Linked DNA regions of Homo sapiens: regions 1, 3 and 4 are each linked to region 2. Evidence: read pairs that join two places in POLR2A ChIA-PET (ENCODE). Cell type or tissue: HepG2. All regions are shown on one strand.

Evidence for each region. ChIA-PET counts read pairs that join two places held together with the same protein. Peaks named below come from ENCODE experiments on the same cell type or tissue, not always from the same donor. Only the 100,000 strongest peaks of a DNase experiment are listed, where the experiment ranks them.
Region 1: POLR2A ChIA-PET joins it to region 2 with 5 read pairs; 2 of 35 experiments call an interaction of 5 or more read pairs at or near these places.
Region 3: POLR2A ChIA-PET joins it to region 2 with 6 read pairs; 4 of 35 experiments call an interaction of 5 or more read pairs at or near these places.
Region 4: POLR2A ChIA-PET joins it to region 2 with 5 read pairs; 3 of 35 experiments call an interaction of 5 or more read pairs at or near these places.

What each region holds. Positions count from the first base shown.
Region 1 is chr9:109,108,287-109,112,286 of GRCh38, reverse strand. It overlaps TMEM245 (transmembrane protein 245), which reads left to right. Exons shown (of 18, transcript NM_032012.4): 2 at 3,717-3,834. Among named protein-coding and RNA genes, the nearest start is that of TMEM245, 9.7 kb to the left of the region's middle. In HepG2, no CTCF peak of the experiment used is centred here; a DNase peak (open chromatin) is centred at 2,096.
Region 2 is chr9:108,773,993-108,777,992 of GRCh38, reverse strand. No RefSeq gene overlaps it. Among named protein-coding and RNA genes, the nearest start is that of ACTL7B, 80 kb to the left of the region's middle. RefSeq lists a silencer at 850-1,144, a cis regulatory region at 1,789-1,802 and an enhancer at 1,724-1,868. In HepG2, a CTCF peak has its summit at 548 (motif pointing left); DNase peaks (open chromatin) are centred at 522, 922 and 1,812; H3K4me3 peaks cover 424 bases.
Region 3 is chr9:108,835,868-108,839,867 of GRCh38, reverse strand. It overlaps the pseudogene LOC100288416. Among named protein-coding and RNA genes, the nearest start is that of ACTL7B, 18 kb to the left of the region's middle. In HepG2, no CTCF peak of the experiment used is centred here; a DNase peak (open chromatin) is centred at 1,657.
Region 4 is chr9:108,884,287-108,888,286 of GRCh38, reverse strand. The region is part of intron 29 of ELP1 (elongator acetyltransferase complex subunit 1); the gene reads left to right. Among named protein-coding and RNA genes, the nearest start is that of ACTL7A, 24 kb to the right of the region's middle. In HepG2, no CTCF peak of the experiment used is centred here; DNase peaks (open chromatin) are centred at 2,226 and 3,406; H3K4me3 peaks cover 1,527 bases.

The DNA of each region.
Region 1 (4,000 bases), 330 kb before region 2:
TTACAGGTGTGAGCCACTGCCCTGGCCACTTTTTTCTTTTTAATACTGCTACAGTATAAATCTTTTTTCTCCCCCTCCCCCACCATGCCTTTTAGAAAATGTTTTCAACAGATTTTCTTAGCTCTGAATTTGTATTAGAATACTTTGATAAACATTTTTAACCATTGGTAATTGTATAATCATAATGGGCTTAATATAAACTCTAAAGTGTTTTTATAAATGGCCTTACCTCTTGAACTAATATTACTTCTGCGAATCTTTTCTGAGGAAACACTTCAAAATACTGGAAAAAATCCAGAAGCCAAAAGAATTTCCTAAAGGTTAAAAATACTTCTTTTTCTGTTTATAAAGATACTACATAACCTTAGTAGAAAATTGAGCACCTGTAATAAAACATAAAGAAGCAGATTACTCCTTGAAATCTGCCATCTAGAGATAATATTTTAAAACATTTTTTGTTGAGTATATTTTCACCATTATAAATTTACACACGAATAAATTGACACTGTAGCACTGTATATTGATGTTCATCATACTGTTGAAAGTCTGACTAATTACTCAATTTTTGGAGATAGCATTATTTAAACAGTTCACTATAAAATGATATTTAAGTTCTCAATTTTTTATATTGTAAATGGCAAGTGAATATTTTTATATGTGTCTGCACAGTGTGCTTCTGTAAAACACTCCTAAAAGTAGAATTGGGGAGTATATTTTAAAATGGTTATTTTAAACTGGAATGAGGTAATCTGTGAGTTTCAGGTTGATAGATGAAAATACATGCTTCTTGTTAGACAATAAATTTCTCTTAAAAAATCTGAAGTATGCAGTCTCTTATTTTTTCTCTCCTTGCAAATGATACTAATTCCTTATGCATACAGATAAGAAACAAAAACTTCTTGGAGGTACTGTATAAATTGTGACCTCCAGTTCAGCTTCTTACTAAGGGTAGTACTTACTTTGTCATCTCTGTTCAACGTTTGCTCAAACACTTTTAGTAATGATTATTCCATTTGTAGATAGCTATAGTTTATTGGAAAAACCTGTCCTTTTACTGAGCTGTGTTATTTCCTAATTCCCACGTATTTCTGCTCTCAGAACCACAGAAAATCAAGTCTTATGCCTCTCCCAGATGACATTTTAAAAATTATTTGAAGATAGCTACAAAATCTTGATATTTCCTTCTCTTTTCTGAGCAAAACTTTTTTTTTCTTTTTCCCCTAGCTACATTTATATTATCATGTTGTGATTTCTATTTCCTTTCCCAGGCTGAATTTTGTTGTGTGGTTTGGTAGCGCAAAATTAATTGAAACAATCACTTTCCCTGATACGAGTATTGTACTTTTAGAAATAAGTGCTTCTACTAGTCATAGGCTGACTCATACTGAACTGAAAAGTGGTTCAGATGTTCTCTTTCCATTCCATACTTGTACAGTTGAGTTTTGAATCTCGAAGCAGAACTTTGCATTTCTTTTCATATAGTTTAATCTTGTTTGGATTAGCCCATTGTTCTGGCTTCAGGATATCTTTTTGAATCATGATAGATTATCTCAATATTTATTGACAACTCAGTTTTGTATAACTGATTTGTGTAAAATCAGTTTTTTCTGTTATTGTGCCTCTAGTCTTTCATCTAAGTGACTGACGTAATGTTTAATAGGGTGGGGCTAACTGACGTACCTCTGAAGACTATCCATTTACTGTGGATTTTTTTTTAATTTCAACAAGTTGTAGTTGTCTAAATTGACTGTTTTTATTTTCCCTTGTGAAAATCTGAGCAGCTTTTGCTTATCTTTAGTATTCTAGCACCATGCTTCTTTCTCCTTAAGATTAGAAAAGTGCACTCTGGAGCCAGATTCCTGGGTTCTAATCCTGCCTCTGTCATTTATTGGCTGTGGCCTTGGGCAAGTCACTTCTCTGAAATCTGGGTTTCTTTCATGTGTAAAATGAGGATCATAATAATATTATTTTGTGGGGTTATGAGGATCAAATGAGTTAGTATACATAAAGCATTAGAATAGGGCCTGGCACATAGGAGTGTTATATAAGTGTACTATTATTGTACTCAGATTTTTTTCTATGCTCTGCAATCAGATCTCAAATTCTTTGAATTCCCAGGGTTAATTGGTCTGGTCCAGCAAGACTGGACTTTTTGAAGCAGCTGTAGTCTCACTTCCCATGTCCTCATATTTTTGAGCTTCAAAGCTCTTTAATATTTCATCTGATAGAGTTACTTGAAGAAATATTTTAATGTCCTTTTTATTATAAAAGAATTAGTGCTTATTAAAGGCAGTCTGGAAAATACAGAAAAAAGTGAAAGGAAAAACAAAATTTTACCACCCAAATACAGCCACTAACTTCTTAGTACATTTTCTTTTCCTCCCACCATATAGTAGATGTAATCACAGCACAAGTATTTTTTGTATTTTACTTCTAACTTAATATGATATTGTGAGTTTTTAAACTATATAGTCTTTGTTTTTAAGAAGTGATTTTAATGGTTGCATAACATTTTATTGAGTGAATCGTAATCATTTCCCAGTTGTTGACCTTTTAGGTAATCACTTTTTTCACTGTTCTGAATCATACTCTGATGAGCTTCTTTATATTTAAAACTTTTTCAAAATTTATCATTATTTAGTAAGGATAAAGTCTGAAAGTTGAATTCTGAGGTTAGAAGCTATAAACATTTTTAAGATGCGAAGATTATTTGTATTGATAGATTTGACCAAAATAACGTAGGAGATAGTTTTTTTCTGTCTTTTTTAGTAATCCCATCAGTTCTTTTTTCTTCATGCTCTGAATTATATAGCTCGAAGTTTCTTTTTGTCTTAATTTGCTTTTTTTTTTGGCAAGGTTCATGTCATACTTGACTTTTAGCTTCTTGGTCTTATGTTAATTAAGGTCTTTGTGCTCAGATGTGTTCTGGATTATGTATTCCCTCTGTGTTTTATAAATGTTCTATTAAAATATGAGTTTCTGTGTAGGCTACGCTGGTTTCTTTTGATGCGTCTTAAGCTCTAGGGTCATTTAACTTTAGTGTAGGAAGAACTGAAGAGGGTATCCTGGCTGATTCTTCTGTTCTGAAGTCCTGCTGTTTGTTCCTCTAATAATATTTTTTTCAGGCACACTTCTTCAGCTGGTGCATCATAACTCTGGATTAGGTTCTAATCATTTGTTGCCTAGATTATTTCAGCAGGGTCACACTTCAGCTGGCTGCTTTCTTACTTTTACAGAGTTATTTCCCCAGTAACAAGCATATTTTATAAGCTGAAATAGAATCTTTTAACCTGATTCTTTTTGGAAAGCTTTCCTTTTCTTGTTTTTTTCTTTTCTTTCCGTTTCTTTTCTAAACATTGATCAACAGAGAAAACTGTAGGAATTCCATAAGATTAGATTCTTAATTTAAATCCATGGTTTATGCTTTGAATATTTTATCTCAAGCATTTTTGTGTATAAGATGGGTTTTGAACTATGTATCTTTTGTTAAACAACTATTTAATATTACTACATGAGATTTCAAATGCCTAGTATTTCAAAACTTAGGTTCTCCAAACGAGGAGAACCTAGGTACGTTTCTTTGACACCATCAACCTTCATCTTTTCTGTGCTATGTCCAGAGCATTCCTGCTGTATAGACACTTACAGATTTTGTATAATTGTATGTTCATTTTCACGTGTATAGATTTTACAGCTGTGTCTTTCATTTATTTAAGATCTGGACGTTGGTGGTTGGCTATGTGTTGACTGTTTCATTCAAGTGGAATGCAAGCACTGAACGCTACTTGAGAGCAGTTTCAATTCCTGTCTGGATTATATTGCTTTTTCATTTAGGTGGGTTCCTTCTTTTTTTTTTTTTTTTTTTTAAGTCTAGCCTAAGGTCAGCAGAGGCTGACTGTGTGAATGAAAGTGAATTTTTTGTAGTGTCATATGTTGCATTTAACATTCTTAATCTTTAGAAAATGTTATGCTTTAATCTTTCATTAAATTTTAATGAAAA
Region 2 (4,000 bases):
CCCTGGCACCAAGCCTAAGTCAGAAGGCTCGTTGAGTGATTGGTCAAGGGGTTTTCCCTGGGCATCTGCACACGTTCCCTCCTAGTGGCTCCGGTCCATGTTCACACCGTAGCTAGAATATTCTTTTAAAAACATAAATGGTGCCATATCCCTCATCTGCTTAAAACCCCTCGGGGGCCTCCTGATGCATTCAGGATAAAATCTTTATCATGGTGTCTCTTGACTCCTTCTGATCTCATTACTGTCAATGGAACCATAATGAGCCTTTCAGTTTCTGGAATGTTCTTTCCTGCCTTAACACCTGCAATACTGTCTCTTCTACTTAGGGTGCTATTCCCTCACTTCTGACATGAAAGAGCAGCCTGCCTCTGCCTCAGCCTACCTAACCTATGAATGGCAACCCCTGGGTTCTGGTGGCTGAACTCTATGAGCCATGTGATTGCTTAATGCTAAAGCTTACACCTGTGTGCCCATGACCTGTGTTGACTTAAAGTCATGAGATCTATACATCGGGAAAGGAGAGCTTAATTTCTTATAAAAGGTTGCAGCTGCAGGCTCGCCACCTGCAGGCTGGGAAGCATAGCCTCCAGCAAAAAACAAAAGCAAGCACTTGGAAGGAGGAAGGCTAAGACAGGAATTTACACTGAACAGGTTGGCTAAGTATACATATTCAACAGGTTATAGGAAGAACTGTGAATATTCATGAAGGGGTGTGCATGCATAGTAAGCAAACATGCATGTTACATATGTCCCATGTTCACTTTGGGTTGGAGACTTAACATTTAAATGCAGTGAATTTAGGCTCCATAAGTCAAAAGGGAAAACGGAGGACACAGAAGTGTCCCTGTGTGCAGCCTCCATGGACTGGCCAGAATCAGTCTGTGGTCAGTGGTCTCTTATCAGGAAGGAATGCTGGTCAGTTGCTGTGCCAAAACCACAAAAATGGCGAGGAGTCCAGCCACAGCATCAGGTGGTTGGTGGAAATCAGCAGTGGAGCAAATCTTTTGAAAGGGCTGGTTTCAGCTGAACTCTGGGAAAGAAAGTCTAATGGTGTTTAGTGAGGGAGGGGGCACAGCAAGGCCTGTCTGACCTCCTCTCCCACCCTGTCATGGCCAAGAGCTCAGTTTGTAAGTTTCTTTGTGGTCTCCTTGGCCAAAAGGGGGGTCCATTCAGTTGGTTGGGAGGGTTAGGATTTTATTTCTCACCTGCATTGGTTTTCACCCTTAAAAAAATGAAGAGACATAAAGTGTGCAGGATCCCTGAGGATAAATTGTCAAGGGAAAGAAAGAGATCAGACTCTCATCAGATAGACCTGCATTCAGATCCTGGCCCCACACTTATTTTTGGCACTATGGGCAAAGTGACTTGATCTCTTTAACCACAGTTTCCTTACCTTTAAATGGGGTTAATAATGCTTCTTGCTTCATGGTGTCATCATGAGATTTGAAATAATGTGTATAATGCAGTTTAGCACAGTTCTGGTCACATAGTAAGCACTCAATTTTATTTATTGTTAATTTACTGTAAGGCAGCATATATAAATATATAAATGAGCATTTATTTAAAATAACTTCAGAATCTTTCCTTCCTCCCATTTTTTTCTTTTTTCTTCTTCCCTCCTTCTTTCTCTCTCTTTTATCTCCCCCTACCCCATAGTTTGTTTCTTTCAAGCATTTAACAAACGTTATTGGGTGCCTACAGAGTGCCAGGCAATATCCCAGAGCCTGGGAAAAGATTTCAGAGAGAAGAATGTGTGTTTTGTTGTCTTCCCTTGCTCATGTCCCAGAGTGAACTTTGAATTTGTCTATATGACTTAGCCTCAAATGACAGGCCCAGCAAATCTGGGAGGTGGGGGAGGGCTGTGTGGGGCTGAGAAGGGTTTCAGCTGGGTCTGCCTCCCCTTATTCCAGCTCTGCTCCACCCATGGCCCAGCAGGAAGCCTCCACTTGTGATATGAAAATGCCCTTTCAATAGCTCAGTGTGGAAGCTCAGATGTTGGTAACAGTTGCTTAATTTTAAGAACCAGAATGTATTCTGCCAAGTTGTGATCCCACTGGACCTCCAAGCAGTTTGAACTTGGAGTGAAATCCAAACCATGAAGGCTTAAACTCTTGAAACTGGGGAAAAAAAAAAAAAAAAAAAGATTTCGAGGTTTAAAGCAAAAAGCTTCACCAGGCTCCAGGATGAAGGAGTTTATCCAAAATATAACCATCCAAAAATAATACTCTGAAGTTTTATTAAAAAAAATCAGAGACCTATGGGTGAAACTTCTTTTATAACGGAATTATAAAGAAGGTATAGTGTGGGGGGAATGGGTCTTTTTCAAGAACATTAAAGGAAGAGTTGTTTCCTGATGTCAACTTCTCGGAGAAAAGAAAATGCTTTTTGTTTTTGAACATGATAGATTTTCTATGGCCAATGAATTTACAAGTTTGAATCCCCAGTTGTATTGCTAATATGGATTTCATAATTAACCTCTCTGGGGTTGGACAGGCCTTAAAATGAGCTACAGCAAAGACTGTTTGCGTAGTTCAAAGCAGACTTGGAGGATCACAAACAAACAGTGATTATGAAGGGCAGTTACGCTGATGTAATATTAATAGTTCCTTCTCATCCTTCGGGCTGCAAATCCCATTTCAGCTTCTCTGTAAAGCATTCCTTACTCCTCTTCCCCTCAGCCCCGTGTCCCCTGACTTTCCCATCGATTTCCCCTCCTTATTTCAGCCAGCTACCCATTCTTTCATTGCTCCGCAAGACCTGCTCATTCATCCTCTCTCCTTCCCCAGTCTGCTGCCTTAAAAACCCACCCCTAGGGTTCTGGCCCCACAATGCCTGAAATATTTGGGGAGAGAGTGGTGCGGAGTTCTAGCTAGTCTAAGACTATTTAAAATCCGAGGAGTTTTTCCCTCGGACACCACTCTGAGTTACAGGAGTTTCTTAGTCCATCTGCCTGGTTGTGGGGAGAAATGAGGATACAGAGAAGAAAGGATACAGAGGTTCTTGCGGGGGAATCACTGGCTAGAGTAGGAAGGCTCTAGAGGGAGGGACCGCATATTGTAGAGCTGGTCTAAGAGGGTCAGACGTGGCTCAACCAGCCTTCCAGGTCATCTAGTGGGGAAGAGAGAAGAGCTTACAGGAGATGGCTCTTCTGGCTTCAGAGTCTCCTTGGACCATGGGAGCAGTGAGGCTTGGGGCCTTAGGAAGATCTGCCTGGGTGCAGGGGCGGCTCAGCAAGTGGGGACCAGGAGCTTGTGCTTCAGGCTCAGTCATGGCTGCTCTAGCAGTGGGGCCCATGAACCCAACTTGATAGGATTGGAAGTTCCTGGAGCAGTAGGAACTAAAACCACGGGGGATTCCTGGGGTGGTGGGCTTAGCCTGGGACAAGAAAGGGAGAAGCTTGTATCCCTAAGGTAGGATCCATCCTGTTTTGTGGCTTTGGATTCAAGAACCACGGTTAATTCCAAGAAAGGCCCATCTATGGAGCCCTCTGTTGAATCTGTCCAGGAAGCTTACAGATGGGCATGGGCAGAGGAGAAGAATGCACATCTCTTGGGTTAGAATTGTGGCTTCAGGAAAGAACTCCAGTGGGAGAGTTTTATAGTAGTACCAAACGTGGCTTTAAAACAGGTTCTCAGTTTCTTTGTCACTCCACCCATCAGAAGGTGGAATCTAATTCTCCCCATGGATGCTGGCTGGCCATTGGTGACTCACTGCCTTTTTTTTTTTTTCATATGGAGTTTTGCTCTTGTTGCCCAGACTGGAGTGCAGTGGCGTGATCTTGGCTCACTGAAACCTCCGCCTCCAAGGTTCAAGCGATTCTCCTGTCTCAGCCTGCTGAGTAGCTGGGACTACAGGCACGTGCCAACATGCCCGGCTAATTTTTTGTATTTTTAGTAGGGGCGGAGTTTCACCATATCGGCCAGGCTGGTCTCAAACTCCTGACCTCAGGTGATCTGCCCGCCTCGGCCTCCCAAAGTGTTGGGATTACAGGTGTGAGCCC
Region 3 (4,000 bases), 62 kb before region 2:
TTTAGCTCCCACTTAGGAGAACATGTGGTATTTGGCTTTCTGTTCCTGTGTTAGTTTGCTAAGGCTGATGGCCTCCAGCTCCATCCACGTGCCTGTAAAAGGAATGATCTCATTCTTTTTTATGGCTGCATAGTATTCCAAGGTGTATATGTACCACATTTTCTTTGTCCAATCTGTCATTGATGGGCATTTACGTTGGTTCCATGCCTTTGCTATTGTGACTAGTGCTGCAATGAACATTCACGTGCATGTATCTTTATGGTAGAATGATTTATATTTCTCTAGGTGTATACCCAGTAATGGGATTGTTAGGCCAAATGGTAGTTCTGCTTTTAGCTCTTTGAGGAATTGCCATACTACTTTTCACAATGGTTGAACTAATTTATACTCCCATTAACAGTGTATAAGTGTTCTCTTTTCTTACAACCTCACCAGCATCTGTATTTTTTGACTTTTTAGTAATAGTTGTTTTCACTGGTGTGAGATGGAATCTCATTATGGTTTTGATTTTCATATCCCTAATGATCAGTTGTACACAGTTTTCATTTCTGTCAGTGCCTGATGTCTACTTCAGTCTCTCCATAAACTTGGATTGTGGGAACCATTTGTCAACGCTGTGTTAAAATCCCTTAGACACCTGCTGAGCCTGGCCCAAAGTACTAGCCCAGGATCCTGGTCCCCAGGAAGTACAAAGGGAGAGTCACTTGGGAGTCCTTGGATTTTCCACATTTGGTAATGGACACAGGAGAAACAGTGAGGAGAGAAGGGAAAAACTGTCTATTCCGTATAGTTACTGCTGTACTGTTCTGAAAAGAGATAAGAAGAGGCCATGGACATGAACGTTTTTTAATCACAACATGTCTGACACCAAATGTGTGGGATTTCCCTTAATTTTTCACACCAACTAATTTAACAACTCTTTAGACGTCAACTGGGTGTCCTGCAATTCAATTCAATCCAAACATTAAGTACTTAGAGTTGGCACAGACCCCACAGGTGAAGGGCTCAGTCCTATAAAACTGTCACCCATGCTGGGCGAGGCGTCAGAGCCCCGGCATTGAGAAGTGGTGGACTTGTGGGTTGGTAAGAAGAATTACTGACAATAGTATAGGTTTGAAAAGTAAAGTCTGTTAGAAAAAACTCCGCAGAAGACTGCAATGGAGGCCAGTCATGGTGGCTCACACCTGTAATCCCAGCACTTTGGGAGGCCAGGGTGGGTGGATCACATGAGGTCAGGAGTTTGAGACCAGTCTGGCCAGTGTGGCGAAACCCCGACTCTATTAAAAATATAAAAATTAGCTGGGTGTGGTGGTGGGCGCCTGTAATTCTCAGCAACTTGGGAGGCTGAGGCACGAGAATTGCTTGAACCCAGGAGGCAGAGGTTGCAGTGAGCTGAGATCGTGCCACTGCACTCTAGCCTAGGCCACAGAGCAAGACTCCATCTCAAAAATAAATAATAATAAAATTCATAAAAAGATGAGTGCAACTTGGTGCCTCAGTGAGAGGACTGAGCGTGCCACAGTGGATTTTTTCCTTAGGAGCATTTATGGACCTTAAAGTGGGAGCTTAAGGATAATTTGGACCATGTTAGCCACATAGGTCATGATAAATGCTTACATATGTAGACATTTTTGTGCCCTGATGTCAGCAAGGGTTGCACAATGAGTTTCGGCATAGCATTCCGGAGATGTATAGGAATTCTAGTTACTTATAAATTTTGGCGGGGAAAGACCTGGTACCAGTGCCTGCTTTAGATAATAGGGAAGTCTAATTACTTCTCATTTCCCCAGATACGGAGTTTTGCCTCTGGATGGCCTGCCTGATAGTCACCAGGTGGTCTTCGTTTCCTTCTAAATTCCTCAGTTGAGGAGTTTTTGTCTCTGGGGCCTCTTCAGTGGTCACCAGGTGATTGCGCTCTCCTCACCCAACTTCAGAGGGTAGTTACAGGTCCCAGGTTTCCACCTGCACTTCTGACCAACCGCTTATAAATTGGGGGTTCCTGTGACCCCTTCTTCAGGTTTGATAATTTGCTATAATGACTCATAAAATCAGGAAGGTGCTTTACTATTACTGGCTTATTATACAGGATATGACTCAAGAACAGCCAAATGGGAGAGAGGTAGAACACAGGGCGAGGTATAGGGAAGGGGTGTGGAGCTTCTGTGCCCTATTGGAGTGTACCACCCTTCCAGCGCCTCTGTGTGGTCACCACCTCCAGCTCTCCAAACCCCATCACTTCAGGGTTTTTATGGATGCCTTGTCACTTAAGCATGATTGATTAAATCAATGGTTGTTGGTGATTAGCTCAATCTCTAGCTCCTTTCCTCTCCCTCGAGGTCTGAGGGTAGAGAGGGAGGCTGGAATTTCCAAACCTCCGATCATCCTTGGTCTTTCTGGCAACCAGCCCCCATCCTGAAGCTACCTAGGGGACCCCACCAGCAGTCTTTCATTAGCATACAAAAGAAACTCTCATCACCCCAAAGATTCTAAGGGTTTAGGAGCTGTACACCAGGAGCCAGGGACAAAGGCCAGAGGTTTATTTATTTTTTATTATATCACAGTGGACAAGCAGAAATTGGAACATGATAAGAGTTTCAGAAATAATCTGTAGAAGCGCAAAGATTAGTAATAAACCCAATTTAGTCAACATTTTTTAATTGAGAAAACAGAAGCCCATGGTTGGGAAGTGGCTTGACCAAGGACACATAGCTGACAAATGGAGGAGCTGAGACCACTGTAACATTTTCCAATTTCTGGTCTTGCACTCTGTCCACATTATTGAAGCCTCTAGTTCAGCTACGTGCAACTCAGCACATCCAAAGCCTTTGCACTGCGTGCTCTTTAATCCTTTAAGAATCTCTTAAAGAGGAACAGACTTGTCTGCGGGTACCAGTGACCTGGCATGAGCTTTCCTTTTGCAGGAACAGTGTTATGCTCTCTACAAAGAGCAGGTGTGAGTCACCTCCAGTCACAGCCAAGCCAGCATCTCTTACAATATTGTGGAAAAAGGCTCCACGTATCAAAACTGTCTTTTTAGAAAACAGCCAGATTTGTGCTCTGAGAAGAGCTCTGGCCCTGGTCCGAGCTCCCAGGGATCCCTCTTTGGGCCCCAGCTTTTCCTTTCTTTTTTAACCAGTCGTCTTTTATGTGGAGGTTAATTCCCATTAGGATATAAAAAGATTCAGCAAGGATCGCGTTCCTCAAGGACAGGTGTGGGCAAAGGAGGTCGTGGTCAGGGCGACAGAGCGTGCTGTCCGTGCAGGCCCCTCTTCAGTGGTACTTGCATAGCTGCTCATGCTTGAGCTCCTTGTAGGAAAGGCAGTAGCTGAAGAGCATGTAAGCTGCCAGTACCGTGGAACCCCCTGAGACACCCTTTCTTCACGTCGATGTACTTGTTGTAGTACCAGTAGAAACCTCTTTGAAATGCTCCAGCAATGCCACTAGGGGTGAAATCTTGCATCAGTATCCAGCTTGGCAGCTCCCCTAGTTTGACATCCAGGAGTTTCTTCTCCTTCACTGGTATAACTGATACCATCTTGGAGGACCAGCTGTGGGGCCCAGCTTTTCTTTCAGTGTCAAGAAGCTTGAATGGCTAATTGCACCTCACCAGGAGGTCTGATGACACTGAGGAGGCTTCCCCCAGCTAAGGCCCAAATTAGTGAATGGCAAAGGCTCACAGCTAGAACAAGAAGGAGAACGTGAAGCAGGACGAAGAGCATGGCAGAGACTGATAGTTGTCTAGGAAAACGTTCCCCTTCTTCAACAGTAATGAAATTTTAGCTGGGCGTATGGCTGCCCAGTTGGAGGCTGCATTACCAGTCTCCCTTGCGGCTAAGTGTGGCCATGTGACTAAGTTCAGGCCAGTGAGGGACGCATGGAAGTGCTAAATGCAACTTCTGAGTCATCTTCAATGTAAAGAAGCTCCTTGTCCCGGAGCAGCTCTCTTCCTTCTTCCCTTGAGCTGAATATGAATGTGCCTGTGGCCTAGCACTAACTATGC
Region 4 (4,000 bases), 110 kb before region 2:
AAAAGTTCCCTACTTCCCCTTTTGCAGTCAGCCTTCTCCCTCCACTGCCAGCCTTTGGCAAACTGATCAGTCAGTAAAGTTTCACATTATCTAGAATTTCATATAAACAGAACCATATGGTATGTAGTCTTTTTAATCTGGCTCCTTTCACTCACATAGTGCATTGGAGATGCATCCATGTTGTAGTTTATTCCTTTGTATTGCTGAATAGTATCCCATTATATGTATATGTCAGAATTTGTTGATTTACCAGTTGATGTACATTTGGATTGTTTTCAGTTTGGGGTTATTATGAATAACGCAGCCATGAACATTCTAGTGCAGGTCTTTATGGGGACAGGAGTAGGAATGCCACATCCCGTGGTAAGTGGATGTTTAACTTTTTAGGAAGCTGCAGAACTAATCTGCAGTGGCCGTATCATTTTGCATTCCCCTCAGTGATATGTGAGAGTGCTTCAGTGACTCCTATACTCACCAACACTGGGTGTATTACTGTGACACTAGATGTATTATCTATTGCTACGTAACAACTTACCTTAAAAGCTGGCAGCTTAAAACAACAGACCCTATTATCCCACTTTTTCAATGGGCCAAGAATCTTGGCTGGGCTTAGCTGGGGCCTCTGGCTCAGGGTCCTTTACAAGGCTGCAATTAAGGTATTGGCCAGGGCTAGAGTCATCTCAAGGCTTGACTAGTTTTTAATTTCATTTTCTAATGTTTTATTACTAGTATATAGAAATATAGCTGAAGTGTTTTGCAGGGAGGCTGTATAATTGACCTTGTATCCTGCAACCTTGCTAAACTCATTTATTAGTTCTAGAAGCTCTTGGGTGTATTCTCTAGGATTTTCTACATCAACAAACATGGTTTCTATAAATATAGTTTTATGTCTTTCTTACAATCAATACTTTTTTCTATCTGTATTGCATTTTCTAGGGCTTCCAGTGTGGTGTTGAATAGAAGTGTTAAGAGTGAACATCCTTGCCTTTTTCCTGATATTGGAGAAAATTCACTTGTCTTTTAGCATTAAGTGTCATGTTTGCTTTTTTAAAATTTTATTCTATATTATTTTATTTTTGAGACAGAGTCTTGCTCTGTCACCCAGGCTGGAGTGCAGTGGTGTGATCTCAGCTCACTACAACCTTGACCTCCTAGGCTCAAGCGATCCTCCCACCTCAGCCTCCTGAGTAGCTGGGACTGCAGGAACATGCCACCATGCCTGGCTAATTTTTGTATTTTTTGTAGGGATGGGGTTTTGCCATGTTGCCCAGGCTGGTCTTGAACTGTTGGATTCAAGCAATTCGCCTGTCTCAGCCTCCCAAAGTGCTGGGATTACAGGCATGAGCCTCCGTGCCTGGCCTGATATTTGCTTTTTTTTTTTTTTTTAATGCTCTCTATTGCAGAGTTGGCAAACTACAACCTGTGACAAATCCAGCATGCCACCTGTTTTTGTAAATAAAGCTTTATTGGAGCATAGCCATGCTCATTAGTTTACATCTTGTGTATGGCTGCTTTAACACTACAGCAGCAGAGTTAGAGTTGTGACACAGATAGTTTGGCCCATAAGGCCTATATTTACTGTCTAATCTTTTACAGGAAAAATTTGCCAATTCCTGCCCTCTTGGTTTGAGGAAATTCCCTTCTGTTCCTTGTTCTGAGAGTTTGTATCATGAATGGGTGTTAAATTTTGTCAAATGCATTTTCAACTATGAAGGGTTTTGTTTTTAGACGAGTGATATGGGGGACTAGGTGATTGATTTTCTACTGTTAAACCAACCTTGCATCTCTGGGTTCAACCCCACTTGGTATTATAGATTTATTACCCTTTTTCTCTTGTGGCAGATTAGATCTACTAAAATTTTCTTGAGGATTTTTGTGTTTGTGTTCATGAGGGATATTGTAGTTTTTTCGTGTCTTTGCCATGTTTTGGGTATCAGGATAATGCTGCTGTCATTGAGGGGTGACAAAAATGAGGGGTGGTGTCCTTTACACTTCTGTTTTCTGGAGGATTTCATGTAGAATTGGTATGAGAGTCTAGCTTATGGTTAAAAACCTATGTGTGATGTTTCAGACCTGACCATAAACAATTACAGACTTTACCTAGGAGGCCACATGGGGAAAAGCTGCCCTCCCTACACCAGACTTGGCGTACTGCCAATGCATTACAGTTTCTAAAGGGAGTTGCAGTCAAGGACTCAGGGCCCCCTGTTAGTCATGCTCTTGTAACAGTATTTGCATTGAGAGTCCTGGCACTTTCATTCTTAGGTCTCTCTATCTGAGGCCATGGGCCAAGGTCTTCTTCAGGCACCTCTGCCAAGGCCTGTTTATGCAAGAAGGAGTGGAAAAACCTTGACATTTTTTTCCACTGTGACTCACTACCCAGTACTTTTCCACCCTTAGCCCCCTTCCTTTGCACCCATACCCCCAAGATCCATCAAACTGCTAAAGCCTTTTTTTCCAAGCTCCTTCAACAGTGAACCAACCCTCATGTCTGTGTGGATCCAGCTGACTCTTGACTAGTGAGTTGTTCCTTGGGAAAAAATGGAACAGAGAGAGTTGGTGCTTTCCCTGGTTTTAGCCTCTTGCTTATACCAATGCAATGCCTGAAGGCTTAATTCATTTTTGACTTGTTGCTTTGATCAGCTACTCCAACACCTGACAGCTCAGCTCTTTCTCCCAGCTCTTGGGAGATATTTTTTTCTTTAAATGTTTAGTAGAATATACCAGTAAGGCCATCTCGGCCAGGAGTTTTCTTTAATGAAAGCTTTTCCACTATTAGTTCAGTTACTTTAGTAGACATTAGCCTATTCAAGTTTATCTGTGTCTTCTGGAATGAGCATTGGTAGTTTATGTCTTTCAAGTAATTTGTTCATTTCATCTAAATTGTCAGATTTATTGGTATGAAGTGTTTATAGTATTCTCTTATTTTACTGTCCGTAGGGTCTATGGTGATGTCCTGTCTTTCATTCTAGATATTGATGTGTCTTCTTTTTTCTGATTATTCTGGCCAGAGGTTTATCAATTTTATTGATCTTATTAAAGAATGAACTGTTTCATTGTTTTTCTCTATGATTTTTCTGTATTCTATATCATTCTTTTTTTATTATTTTATTATTTTATTTGCTCTTTATTTTTCTAGTTTCTTAAGGTGATGGCTTACTTTTATTTTTTTCTTATTTTTTTCTTTTGTTGTTGTTGTTTTTTTAAAGAAACAGGGTCCCACTCTTGCTCAGGCTGGAGTGCAGTGGCACGATCATGGTTCACTGCAGTCTCAAACTCCTACATTCAAGCTGTCCTCCCCCCTCAGCCTCCAGAGTAGTTGGGATTACAGGTGCATGCCACCATGCCTGGCTAATTTTTAATTTTTTTTGTAGAGATGGGGTGTTACTAGTTGCCCACGCTGGTCTGAAACTCCTGGCCTCAAGTGATCCCTCCACCTCTGCCTCCCAAAGTGCTGGGATTCCATGTGTAAGCCACTGTGCCTGACCAAGGTGATGGCTTAAAGCTATTGATTTGAGATGATTCCTTACTTTATAGTTTAAGCATATAATGCCATAATTTTCCTCAAGCACCGTTTTAGTTATGTTATACAAATTTTGAAATGTTTTGTTTTCATTTCCTAATTTCCCTTGTGATTTCTTTATTGAACCTTGGCTTATTTAGAAGTATGTTTAACTTGCAGATATTGGAGATTTGCCAGCCATCTTTTTGTTATTAATTTCTACTTTAATTTTGTTGTGATTAGAGAACATACATTTTATTAATTTAAATTTATAATTTATTTTAATTTATAATATGGTCTGTTTTACAGAATGTTGTGTGTGTATTTGAAAATAATATGAAAGCTACTATTATTGGATGGAGTGTTCTATAAATGTCAGTTAGATTAGGTTGATCATGCTGTTCTAGCTTTTTATATCCTTATTGATTTCCTCACTACTTGCTCTATCAATGACTGGGAAAGTGTTGAAGTCTCCCAGTATTTGTCTATTTCTCCTTT